2 separate regions of the Mus musculus genome follow, and region 1 is linked to region 2. A link is a loop called in an ENCODE intact Hi-C map of the cell type or tissue named here. Cell type or tissue: heart. All regions are shown on one strand. Links, peaks and the distances in the headings refer to the core of each region. The heading gives the core; the rest is flanking DNA.

Region 1 (5,000 bases), core at 1-5,000, 150 kb after region 2:
TGAGCACAGTCTCCCTCGTGACAGCATCACCATTCCTTTTCTTCCCTAGGAGCTGTGTTGCTGAAGGGAAAGGGCATTTGGAAAACTAATTACTCAGTGTGGGGGACCACATATGCATTAATCTTTTCAAAGGCAACTTCAGCATTTATTTATTATATTCTCAATTTTGGTCATTTTTGGGGCTAAACACAGATATAAACTGCTTTTAGTTTTTGTGTAATGGTTCACACTATATCTTATAGACACAGTAATTTGACTATACCTTTTGTTTTATGCATTTTTTTTCTTAGTGGGATTTTTACATACAGGGTTGTATTATGGAATGGCTCTTTTTTTTTTTTTTAAGATTTATTTATTATTATATCTAAGTACACTGTAGCTGTCTTCAGATGCACCAGAAGAGGGCATTAGATCTCATTACGGATGGTTGTGAGCCACCATGTGGTTGCTGGGATTTGAACTCAGGACCTTCGGAAGAGCAGTCGGTGCTCTTAACCACTGAGCCATCTCTCCAGCCCAGGAATGGCTCTTTTTTAACAGCCATCTCAGCCTCAAGCATCTATGAATGAAAAAGGGAGGCGAACACATTATTTGTCACCTGTTGCCATGTGATGTCAATCACTGTGCTTGCCTCTGCAGTTGCATGAGGATAGAGTTAAAGTTCAGACCACAGGACAATGCACTGAGAAAATGCATGCAGATGGAAGGCTTTAGTTATGGCCATGAACAGCTAGCTGAAGCTAAACTTGGACTCAGAACTGAACATGCTCTTAGAGTGTCCTATTGGAGCATTGGGTTTCATACAGTTAAGATCACAACACAGTGACCGCCATTTGTTTTGAGTCATAAATCTTCAGTTTGAGTTCTGCCTCTTATTTGCCTGTGTAATTCTGAGCCATTTGTTTAACTTTCCATCTTTGTTTTCTTTGGGTCTGAATTGGGAGTACAGCTCCCCTGAGGGATTTTTATGAGAAATAAATGAAATTGTGTGTGTAAACGTGTTAAAATATGTGGGTGGCATTAGAGGGTTCTTTGTAAGTAGCAGCTATTATATTAGTAGACAGTGTTATACATGTAAAAATGTACATAATATGTATGACTTACAAGTTTAAAAAATCTCCCGTGCTACAGAGAACACAGTGAACAGAGTAGGGGGTGAAAGGACCACAGAGGTCTGGCGTCTTTTGTTAGAGTGCATTTAAATCATGTTTTGTGAGAAGCTCAGAGCAAAGCCTGAATGTTAAGCCTGCCTCCTGTAGGTTGATTCCCTGTCTGCGTGCTGTAATCTACACATTAGACTTTAAAAACAAAACAAAACTTGATTTGTACTATAATTCAGGCAACTTCTTTTTTTATAAAGTCTTTGATGTGAATTCTGTATAATAATTTTTAATTCTTGAAGTACATTTATAGTTGAACTTTTGAGTCAGAGATAGAAATATCAAGTGAGGATATAGTATAATTCCTGTATCTGACAATACTGTGTTGTAAACTAGGATTTGTTAAGAGGTTAAACTATATGTTAATTTTACACGCAGCAACATTGGTATTAATAATAATAATGGAGGAGTTAGAGAGATGGCTCAGTGATCAGAAGGTATGCTGCTCCTGCAGAAGACCCACTCTTGGTTCCCAGCACTTAGGTCAGTTGGATCACAAATGCCTGTAACTCCAGCTGCAGGGGATCCGACCCCTCCACAGGCACCTGCCCTCAAATGCACATACCCACAGATAGGCGCATGCACACAATTAAAACTAAATAAATCTAAGATAATTAGGGTTGGAACGCTTTGGAAAATGACAGTGATGCTAATGGCCGTGATGGTAGCGTGGCTTCATGGGTGTTTACTTATTTCCAAATTCATAGAAATGTTTATATTAAGTAATGTGCAGCTCTTTTATGTCGATCACATATTAAGTGTCGTGGAGAAAGAGAAATCCTGGTGAGGGAATGCACTGGAGTTATCCTCAAGAGGGTGTCAGCAATTCCACTTCTTTCTTTTTATCTGCATACTTTCACCATCTCTTTTCATGTTTAAGGTGAAAATTAAAATAAAATCCAGTATATGACTTGGTGTGGCATTCAGATCAATTCATTTTTATTAGAATTTGCTTTATTTTTTTTTAAACATGGTTTCAGAGGGACTACTAGAAATAAAGTATCTGCCAAGGAACAACTTGTTGGCTGATGGATAGTGTCAGGGAAGCCTGAAAATTGACTGCTGTGGAGCAGTAGTGGGTGCCGGAGTTGTCGCTGTGCTTCCTCTGCGTGCCAAGGTGACTTTTACTAGATGGGACAGTTGGCTTAGGGCCGGATAGGCCTCGTCAGCACTTCTCACGTTTCCTGAGGGTGCGGAGTTAAGCATTTGAGGCCATCTTTCTTCAGAGGAGACTGATGTGGATTAGAGGCGCGTGTTTAACTAGTGAATCATGGGATTGCACTGTGCCCGACGATACAAATTTGATTCTTAAGAGGCTGCTTATCCTTTGTTGAAGGGGATTCAGGATTAGTTTCGCAGTGTTCCTCTGGAGAGGGATTGTCCTGTTTCCTTACACAGCTTCATTAGACCTGCAGCTTTCCGTTGATGGTCTGAAAGCCATATAGGTCTTTCCTTTCCTCACTTGGTTGTCCTGCATCCTTATGATGTACCCCGCTGCTGCTCTGTCCCTGTGGAACATTGCCTTTGTTTGATTGTGGTCTACAGTTTGTTCTTTGTGTACACAGTGACTTCACAGTGCCTGTAATACATGGGGCCTGTGCTAGAGCACAAGTTTCTTTTTAGAAAAGTGTAGCCAATCAAGAAAAGATGATATACAAACACTATTTTCATAAGCATTAGTTTTCAATTTAGTCCACCCCCATTGCCAGATCAACCCATCCAGTCTTTATTGTGGTTTTATTTTGTTTGATTCAGGGTTTCATTATGTAGTTCAGGCTATCTATACTCAAGTTCCCTGTCCTCTTGCTTCTGCCTCTGCCTTCCACTTTTGGAATCACGGGCTTGGGCCACCACATCTGCCACCTGCACTCTAGCTTTTAATTTATTAACTTTATTCTAAAGTTCTTTAAGTCACTCTTAAAATGTAACGCTATGATTAAGACCTTTAAAAGTGGAAGGGTCCGTGGTCCATTGGAGGTTTGTCACCAGTGTTGCTCATTGTTGAACTGTTTTCTTTTCCCCCTTTCATTTCCTGTCTCATTTCCAATAACAATTTCTTCAAAAAGCCTGAGAGTGGGGTGAGCCAGTGGATTTTTTTTTTGGTGTAGCATAAGAATACACAGAGGTGGACTCAGTTTTAAGGATGCTCCTAAGAGTATGTTTGGGGTCCATCTCTGTCAACTATTTAGGTGGGTGTGGTGTGGGGAGATGGAATGTGGAGACTTTCTCAGTTACAGGTCTGTTGGCTGATCACACACTGCTGGCCACCCAAGGACATGTTTCTTGGCTCTTCAGGTATTTTCAGTGAGGGTGGTACAGAGGTGGGTCTCGGCCCAGATGAAGTAGCAGATGGAAAGAAGGAGAAGCCTCTTTGTCACAGACAGAAGGGGACAGCCCTCCTCAGCGGGAGCAGCTTCTTGCAGGAGGTCTCCACAGTAGCTCACAGGCCACCATCTGTACATTGGTACTTGTTGCCACTTGATCATGAGATGCCACCAGCTTAAGATGTATCTTGATTTCTTATGTGCATATTGTGTGTGATAAGATAGCCTAAGTTCCAGAAGAAGACAAAGGAAGAGTTGGAAGAGAGGTGATAATTAAATGACAGCTTTCTCTGAAGCCAAGGGCAGACTGGAGCCTGTAAATTGAAAGGCTTCTTATTTTTCTAGGCTGGATTGATGAGAAAAGATGCACACGTAGTCATAGATTGTGACAATTTTTAAAATACAGAGAAAAAAATTCTGAGGATAAGAAGAAAATTGTAGAAGTTTTAAGATGGAAAGAATAGATAATTTGTAAAGAAAACAGGATCTGGGTACTAGGCTTTGCCTCTGCAGACCGGAAGCTGGATGATGTCCCAGCAGAAGGACCGAAATCCTGGGGTTCTCTGAGAGTTTCCCTGTGAGGAATTAGGGAATGTAGTAATACAAACAGCTGGTCCGTAGAATCTATGGAGACAAAGCATACTGATTATTTTTACAGAGAAATTTGATGTAACGATTATTCATGAGACATTAATAGTCAAAACAAAAGAAACAAAATTTACCAGTCCTAAGGCAGTTCTGTTTACCAGAATCAAAGTGAGCCACCTACCTACCTATATAGCTAACTTCCTAGTAACTGTCTAAATTATAAATACATCTCTAGGAATGTTTCTATTTTTTAGTGTATCTCAAATATGCAATCAATATAGCATTCATGGCAGAGGCATGTTACATCCTTTTCTTTCATGTCAAGTCTTTGGAATCTGGTGTATGAGCTATAGTCACTGCTTAATTTGAACTATTCTGGACTCACTGGCCTTGCCAGAGGACACATATGTGTCATGCAAGACACAGAGCATGAAGAGGTCCCCACCTCAGCCTAGGGAGCAATGGAAGGAGGTGGAGCCTCTGAAGTGGGGGTACCTTCTGGTCGGTGGTCGTGTCTGAGGTGGTAGAAGGGAGGGTACTAGTGATTTGAGGAGGGTACCAGTGGGTGGGACTAGTGACACTGGAGTGGCACCCAAGGAGCTTGGTCCTGCAAGGTTGAATAAACTAACCTCTGCATCCAGCTGGATTGGAGCAAAGCCACCAGGCAGGTATTCCTTCAGCCTTGCAGTTGCCCTCTGGCACTCCCTAATGGAAACTCTACCAGCACCAACCAGCAAATCACTAACAGTTTAGAAAGACCCAGTGTGAAGCAGGGTATAGATGACAGCTAGTAAGCTGAGAGTCACTGCTAAGCAACCAACAGCACAGTTCATCTTGGAAGAATAGTAAGAAAAGAATGAAAGCTGAGACCCCTACCGAGAGGAAGAGAAGCACCTTGGTTCTTGACCGTTGAAGACAAACCTTTGAG
Region 2 (8,405 bases), core at 1,470-6,469:
AACGATGGCCACCATTTGCACTCTTTGCCAGGATCTTTGTGTGAAAAAGAGGAGTCTTGACCCAGACTTACCTCACCTCACTCTGAAAGAATTGCTAGCAATAGCAGAAATAAAAGTAAAGCTAAATATGCAATAACACCATTTTATAATCTCTTCTACCCATTATAGCAGTAATTCAATATCCACAGTGTTCCATGTTTCATAGTAAGCCCTCATTCCGTGTGTTCCTTTTGTAATTAAAAGGCTATAAAAGACAACATTTTAGTGTTATACATGCTTATTTTAGAAAAATCTGAAAAAATATTTTAAAAATTAAAGGAGAAAATGAAAAGGACCCACAATTCCGGAACAGCAAGAAGGCACGCTGCAAGAGCCAGAACATCCCCACTTTAAATAGCAGCTCCATCACTAAGAGTTCTAACCTTGCACCAGTCCCAACTAGAAAAAAAGGGATACCAATGCCCCTTCCCATCTGTGGCAAGACTTAGAGACAACATGCAAACCCTTCAGCACAATGCCTCATACAGGGAATGTGTGACCGAGACAGGCCTGGATCTGAGTCTCTGCTTTGTCAGTTGCAGGTTGGAAAAGACAGAAAAGTCCCTCCCTAACAAAACAGGGGCAGGAAGACACCAACCCTTTTCTAGGATGAGGCTGCTTAGGTGATGACAAAACAGCTCTTCATTACAATGAGAAGCACAAAACAGGCTCACACTTTGAAGCCATGGCCTTCGTCTTTCTTATTGTTTTATATCTGGGTCATCAACAGTGGCCATCTGAGGAAGGGAGTCAACACCAAGGTGACCCGATCTTCCGTGACCTGATCTTCCGTGGGAGATGTTTATGTAGTCAGTGAGACTGGAGGGATTAACTTTGTCTCATTCAGTGTCTCCAGGTGATGCCTTCAGAGAGGCATTTGTTTAGCTGAAATCTGTTAAAATATAGCAGCAGTAGCTCAGGGATTCCCAAAGTGCACGGGGCTGTGGCCCTTCCCAACCCTAGCACTCTGGGACTGAGAGATCTTGCTGCCAATAAACAGCAGTTATGAGCTTAAATTGAAAAAAAACACCCCCAATTTGGAAGAACTGAGAGAGTAAAGGGAAAATGTGGGTGCTCCTCAGACAGGAGAGGGATGCTGGGACAGACAGACATCCCTCTCTCCCTTCCTGAGTCGGACTTCCTTCTCTCCCTTCTCCTCGCCATCTATGAAAGTTTGTCAGCTTTTCATTTGTTTTATTTATGTTTGCTTGGTTAAGAAAATGACAAAAAAAATCATATCTTGTTCCTATGAACACTCTTCTAGGCACTTTAAAAATACTGTATTTGTTAAAACAAGCATGTCTGCAAGTACAATCATCAGGGTATGTGTGGGCCAATGTGCATCAGGCCTTCTGCAAAGGTTTATCTGAGCTTTTTATTCCCTCTCTATGTGCTCTGTAGTGTGTTCTATGGCAGTGTTTCTGTAACTAAATGTGTGTCACTTACTCATTGGCTATTTTAAGAAAACTGTAACACGTCATGACAGGTACACATCCTGGCCTGCCTGGACTGGCATTCTGACAGGAAGAGTCCAACAGTCAGTACTTTACATTATGATTATTCCAGGCTGCAGCATTCAGCATGAGTATTTCATCCGATGTTCTCTCTGGAAACAAGTTTCCATGGTGGGAGGGTGACAAAGGCCCAGTGGCTTGGTTCTGGGGTACCAGATTACCCACGGGTGTGACAGAAGACTCAGACAGGGAGCAGGGGACTCAAGGGCTCCTTTCTGTTCAGTCCTTCCCTGAAATGGTCATTGATGTGTGTGGGTCACACTTCTCTTCCCAAGTCACCACACTTCCCTGGGAGCTCCCACAGGGGCACACATGTACCCATACAATCTTAATGCATGGATCAGAGCATCGCTGAGCCCAAAGGCCATGCTGTTACGGGGCTTTCTTATCCCTTCATCTCCTGCAGAGGCTGTTTCAGCATGCCATGGGGTATCTGGGGATGATAAATTTTCTTAGGAAAATCATATTAAAGTTCAATTTGTTAAACCAGTCTCCTGATCTTATCAGTGGTGGGCAGTTGTTTTAGCACCAGAACCAGGAAGTGATAAATCCTTTAGGCTGAGTCTGCAGATGGTTATCCTTTCAGTGTGGATGAAATCAATGGGGAAGTCATCTAAGGGAATGTCCTCGAAGCTTATAGAACAGCAGCTAGGAATATTGCTTGATCAGATTGTAACCATGCATTATTTTCCCCTGGAGTGTGTGTGTGTGTGTGTGTGTGTGTGTGTGTGTGTGTGAATGATTTCAATAACAACGCTTTCAAGTTTCAGCTGGTTGGAACAGTCTTCTTCTGGCAGAATCAGCAGAAACACCTGTTACCCATAATCCTGTTCTCCACACACAAATTCAGATGGCTAACCATTGCCAAATGTTTCCTGAAGAATTCTAGAAACCAGGCTGGGAAGAGGGCGGTTTTATGCTACTGGCCGTGAACTCAGACCCACAAATCAAGTGCTTATCAGAGAGACTGGGGCACAGAGAGAGATACTCAAGCAGGCAGAGGGACACTACATGTAGGAAGAGCCTGTCTTCATGACACTTCATGGAGAGATGACTGTGAGGCTCAGCAGGTGAGTGCCTTTCTGGAAGCAAGTAGGGAGTACCCTTTGCTCCTCTTGCTTAGCCACCTATTCTGTGCTAAGAATGCTCTGTGTGCTGGGCACCATGCCCAGCAATGACAGTGAGATGCTTGGAGAAAGCATTCTTTGTTTGGAGAGCTCAAGATTTAGGTCAAGACCCAGCAATCTACCCTGATTATTCCTTTACATCCGAAACAGTTATTTAATCACTGAATTGATGCAAAAGAGTATTCTGTGGTCCGTGTAAATGGGATGAATTTCAGAGTCCAATCCATTGTTAAAGCCTTGGTGGAACACAGCCTTAATCATACATTTCTATATCACCCATGTTTACTACAGTATACCATAGACGAGTCATGGCTGCAAAGCCTGACTAGTGACTGTCTAGCTCAAAAAAGAACAAGTTGGCCAATGATGGTCTAAGGGTACAGACAGGGGGAGCTATTTAAAATGCTGGGCAGTAATAAGGCCAGCTCAGAGCATCCTCAATGTGGAGATGCAGACAACAGAGACATGAACCAGTCATTAGCAAATTTTACTGCTGTTACAAGGACATTGAATGAGCCATGGGGGGGGGGTGTCTCTTGAAAGCAATTGAAGGTGGGGCTGGTAGTGTCTAATATTCTGTATGACTCAACAGACCCATCAAATGAGTGAGAGATGTGGAGAAGCGAAGGAGAAGAGACTGGGTTAGGCTTGAATTGCATTAAAAACAAATCTGGAGATTAACTTGAATCCAGGGAGTGATTTGGTGGTGGTGGTGGTGGTGGGGGGGGAACGTATCTGGGAAACCAGGAATGGAAGGTAGGGAGGAAAACCAATAAATAGCTAAGGAATGTTTTGTTTTAATGACTGGAGACTGCTGTGGGTGGCTGGTCCTTACTCCTTGAGCTTCTCTGAGAAAGAGTGAAGCAAGTCTTGGGGGTTGCTCTCTGTTCCTGCTGAGGCCTTGACTCACTTATGAATGGCTGAGCTTATTACGGCCTCTGTATTTCCAGGTCTCACCTGCAGGCGGCTTCCGAGTCCCTTCTGAGGGATGTTGAACAGAAGCCAGAGAAGTGTGTAGGGAACTGTCCACCGCTGCTGTGCTGAAATCCTGGTCCTAGAGTGGTAGCGCGATGCCTGCTATCCTCTGCTGAAGAGCTGTCAAAGCAGCTGAGCTAGGACTGAGTTAAGTTTTGGCCCCAGGCTGTGATTCATTCTGCTGTACTGACTTCTCCTGCTGCTGGCTGCTCAGATTCCTGCCGGCTGAACGTCCCCTGGGGGATCCTTGTGTTTCGTGCTCTGGATGGAACACAGCCCTGTATTTGGAAAGCCTTGATACCAACTGGACTTAGCCTGCCTTGTCCTGGTTGACTTAGTAAACCATATATATCTTTTCAGACTAGAAAACGCTGCCCCTTTTAACTCATACATGTGTGATAATAATTACCTTGCTTCAAGCTTTTAAGAAAACATTGTGTAGATATGATGGAGTTACTATTCTTTCTGTCATTTCTTCTCTCTAATGCAAAAGACTTTCCAAGTGTTAAATCACTGCCATGACGTTGCTTGATTACCCACCCCCGAGGCCTTGGCTTGCTTACAATTGGTGAGTGTACACTTAGTGCTGCTTGGCAGGTAGAACGTGTCTCCTTGGACTCTATGGACTGAATTGGGTTCAGGATCTATGGCATCTTCCCACATCTTTGCTGGTCAGTCCATGACCAGGAATTTTTCCTTGAAAATGAAAATTGAATGAGGAAAGGAGCATGAAGAGAAGAAGACGTGGTGGACAGGAAAAGAGGAGAGGGATAGAAACAGAAGTAAGCGATGGAGAGAGGAAGAGGAGAGGACCGGAGGAGGAGTAAAGAAGAAATAGAGGAAAAGGGATGCAGGGGGAGGAGGGGAAGATGATGGGAGGAAGGGGAAGAGGATAAGAACAGAAAAATATGAGAAATAAAGAAAGACGTGGAGAGGGATGAGAAGGCAGAGGACAAGAGATAGCAGTGGCAGTGTGGGACACTTCTGAGCCAGCCACATTGTTTCAAGACAGAGAAAGTTATTAACGTGCTTGTGTGGCAGATGGTAAGAATCTTCACGTTATACTCTCGTCTCTTTCCTGGGACCCTTAGAAAGGCCCTTATCATAGTTCCAAGTCGACAACTCTGATTGTATTTGGTACTTATGCAACATCTGGAGAGAAAATAAGATTCTACTGCTTTTAAATATATGCCATATATCTCACCCTGAGAGAAAACCGTTTTAATTGCAGGGAGAAATAAACATGGAAAGGAGGAAAAGAAGGGTATACTGGCTGGTTTTGTGTGTCAACTTGGCACAGCTGGAGTTATCACAGAGAAAGGAGCTTCAGTTGAGGAAATGCCTCCATGAGATCCAACTGTAAGGCATTTTCTCAATTAGTGATCAAGGGGGAAAGGCCCGTTGTGGGTGGGACCATCTCTGGGCTGGTAGTCTTGGTTCTATAAGAGAGCAGGCTGAGCAAGCCAGGGGAAGCAAGCCAGTAAAGAACATCCCTCCATGGCCTCTGCATCAGCTCCTGCTCCCTGACCTACTTGAGTTCCAGTCCTGACTTCTTTCAGTGATGAACAGCAATGTGGAAATGTAAGCTGAATAAACCCTTTCCTCTCCAATTTGCCTCTTGGTCATGATGTTTGTGCAGGAATAGAAACCCTGACTAAGACAAATGGGGAAGAGAGAAGAGCAGTGAGCCATCTCAGGATGCTGTCCATACCCTGGGCCATCAAAGGTGAAGCAAATGCAGAGAGAAGTAAGAGCATCAGGGAACCACCGACATCCGGAATTCACTGCCCATCACTCGCTTTGTTTAGGCGAGGTGAATATGTCATGGGAAGATTATTTTGCTCAAATACATCCTCACAGCAGCAGAGTGATAGATAAGTCAGATATTGGCCATTCTGCTTCTGAGGGATCAGGAGTGAGGTCCTTGTTGTACCCTGTCGGGAAGCTGGAGTGCATCCCTGAGTAGTGCAGCTTCTGCCTTGCCTTTTGCCACTCCATCCCTCTACCTCCAACGCCATCACTTTCTTTATGGAAATTATGGGTGTTTGTGCCAATTTTCTGCCATTTGGAGAAAAGATTTTTTTTTAAAAAACAACCAAAACCCTCCAGTTTTGTAACAAGCCCCTTCATTTTCCTGCTTGTACTAGACATTGAAGGGCAGGTGAATTTGCTTTTCTTAGAGAAAAGCATAGATCCAAGGCAGCAGTTAAACCCGCAGTTGCAGATCTGACACTTGAAAGACTTCCCCGTCATTGCTGTGTTTGGAATCTGCAGTAAGCGATATGTCTTGTGTGCCAAGTGCTGCATCTTTCTTACACGATCTCCAGTTCTGAAAATCTGACAATCTAAAAAAGAGTGCCCCCCCACCCCCATCACACAAGCCAGTTTGATATCCCTATTTGTCCCCAACAGATAAAAAGGCTCTAAGGCAGACAGATGTCAAGGGGCTTTTCTTGGGTTCTTATTAAAATCAACAGAAGAATCAGTGTTTGGGGGTGAGACTGCAAGCTTCTTTCTTACTTACTTGTGAATTAACTAAACTATACTTTCTTAAGCACATGGAATTTAAAAATATTTCAAGATATCATTAATTTCAGCTTCTCTTTCCCTTCAGAAAGGAAGCCTGTCTGTAACTTGCACTATAATTGGGGAGGGGGAGAGTTAATGCAAGGACTGATCAACCCCATCCTACCTGAGAAGATTTGACGACATCAGAAAGCTGGAGGGTCCCAAGCTATAACGTGGTGGTAACAGATGTGAAGGTGTCTTCATTCTTCCTCCAGGTGCTTCAGGCCTGTGCTTTGTCAGCTACAGATAAGAGTGCTAACTGTCAAAATGACCTGACTTAGAAACAAAGCCAAACTACATTTTCAAATTTCAGTGAAGACTCATACTATATGTAAATAAATTCAAAGTTAACAAAAAGGATTGAAAGGAGCTTGAATTCGCTGGAGCACACTTATCAAAAAAAAAAAAAGATGTATTTGATGGTGGAGTTTGATTGGATTAGAAAGTGTCTAGGGTATTAATGAAACACACCTTTGGGTGAATCTGATTATTTCTAATTAGACAGGATGAACTGAGGGCAAAAGACCTGAATGTTGGTAACCCCAAGTCTTGGACTGAATGAAAAAGGAGGAAGGAAAAAGTTAGATCTATTTTTTTTTTCTTAGTAGGATCATGGATCAAGCTGAAAGCTGCTCCCACTGCCATATCTTCTCTATCATAGGGGACTGTATTCCTCTGGACTTACAACCCTTACTTCCTCTGGTTGTTTTTTGTCAGCTATTTGGCCACAGTGATGGTGTGTCAGGCATCAATACAGAAGGTGGGGTGATATCATCCACCCAGCACACCCTTTGGAGTATACCCTGATGGTGTGTGATCAGCAGCTTAGCCATGAAAGTCAATTTCTCTGCCTCCCAATACCACACTCACCAGCCTAAAATCTGGAGTTTGAGGACCATGGCAGGTTATACTCCTGAGGAAGTCAGACGTTTTACTAGGGTTCTCTTAGAATAGACATAAGAGAAATGTAAGGAGTTTCTGAAGGTAGAATTTGGCAGCATTGGTCTGTGACTCAGATCAATGGCATCTTAGCTAATTCTATAGGGAGCTGTGAAGAACTCTCCCAATTGGGTGTTGTGACTCTAAACTCCCCACTAATCAATTGTTAGATGCAGACCAATTTGGGAAGGGAGTATGACCTTGGGCTGTATGACAATCTTTAGTAATTTCCCAAAGGGTGCTGGCAAGTTGCCTAAGGCTCCCAGCAGCTGGGCAGCAATTCCTTCACTCTGGGTGACACATCACAGCATCCATCATCAGGACACAAAGATAGAAAGAGATAATTCCAACAAAGAAACAAGAGTTAGACAAAGACTGCCTAGTGCCTCCAGCCCCTCAAAACCATCTTCGGGCAGTATACCTGCTATAAATAGCCAACAAGCTGTGGAAGATGCAAAGACATAAGCTGAGGTGTTGATGTACCAGTATTGTTTTTGATGGCTGCACACTCCTGAGTCTAGTAAAGAGGGCATGCTCACTCTCAACAGGAAGCCAGACAGAGCGTCAAGTGTTGATTTGACAAGGAGGGGACCTGACCCATGGTAATGTGTCCTCGTTGTTGCTAAGAAACCTGTGTTTGCAGAGCTCAGACTGGTTTAACTCAAACTGCTCTGGAATATACTAAGCAACTGAGGGCAGATCCCCTAGGATTCCAACTATGTAACAAGAGCTGGGCCATGCTGGGGTATTGGTCCCCATGTCATTCTTACTGGTGAGCGCTGACTCAAACTGGGGTGCTAACCCCCATGCCATTCTTACAATGATGAAGATTACTGAAAGTATTTGGGTGAGCATCTCTGAAAGCCTTCCCCTCACGGTGACTGGAGCCTCAGGACCATAGTTGCTCATGAACAGAGACTGATCCTAGACATGGAAAACAGGTCACAGGAAGGCATCCTTACTACACTCAGATCTACTTGAGGATCTGAAACATCTGGTCTACATGAAGAGACTTCTCATAAAGTGGGGTTACAGCTGACAAAGGTTCTAATGTGGAGGACTGACCGGCCATTTTCAGCAATGATCATCTGAGCCATGAAGAATTGGAATTGGGTATACCAACCTGGACAACACTCCTTATTGATTTGATTGTCTTTATCTTAGAAGGTTATCTCCTAAACCGGATCCATGTTTACTCCCTCCCAATTAATTCTCTCAACAGACACTTTTGTGAATCTGCTCT

The links. Peaks named below come from ENCODE experiments on the same cell type or tissue, not always from the same donor. Only the 100,000 strongest peaks of a DNase experiment are listed, where the experiment ranks them.
Region 1: a loop joins it to region 2, with 18 times the contacts of the local background. A loop is called at or near these places in 3 of 42 quality-filtered maps.

Annotation. Positions count from the first base shown.
Region 1 is chr6:32,978,763-32,983,762 of GRCm38, reverse strand. The region is part of intron 3 of Chchd3 (coiled-coil-helix-coiled-coil-helix domain containing 3); the gene reads left to right. Among named protein-coding and RNA genes, the nearest start is that of Chchd3, 79 kb to the left of the region's middle. In heart, for the core only: a CTCF peak has its summit at 4,783; no DNase peak of the experiment used is centred there.
Region 2 is chr6:33,122,062-33,130,466 of GRCm38, reverse strand. No RefSeq gene overlaps it. Among named protein-coding and RNA genes, the nearest start is that of Gm22321, 38 kb to the right of the region's middle. In heart, for the core only: a CTCF peak has its summit at 3,642; no DNase peak of the experiment used is centred there.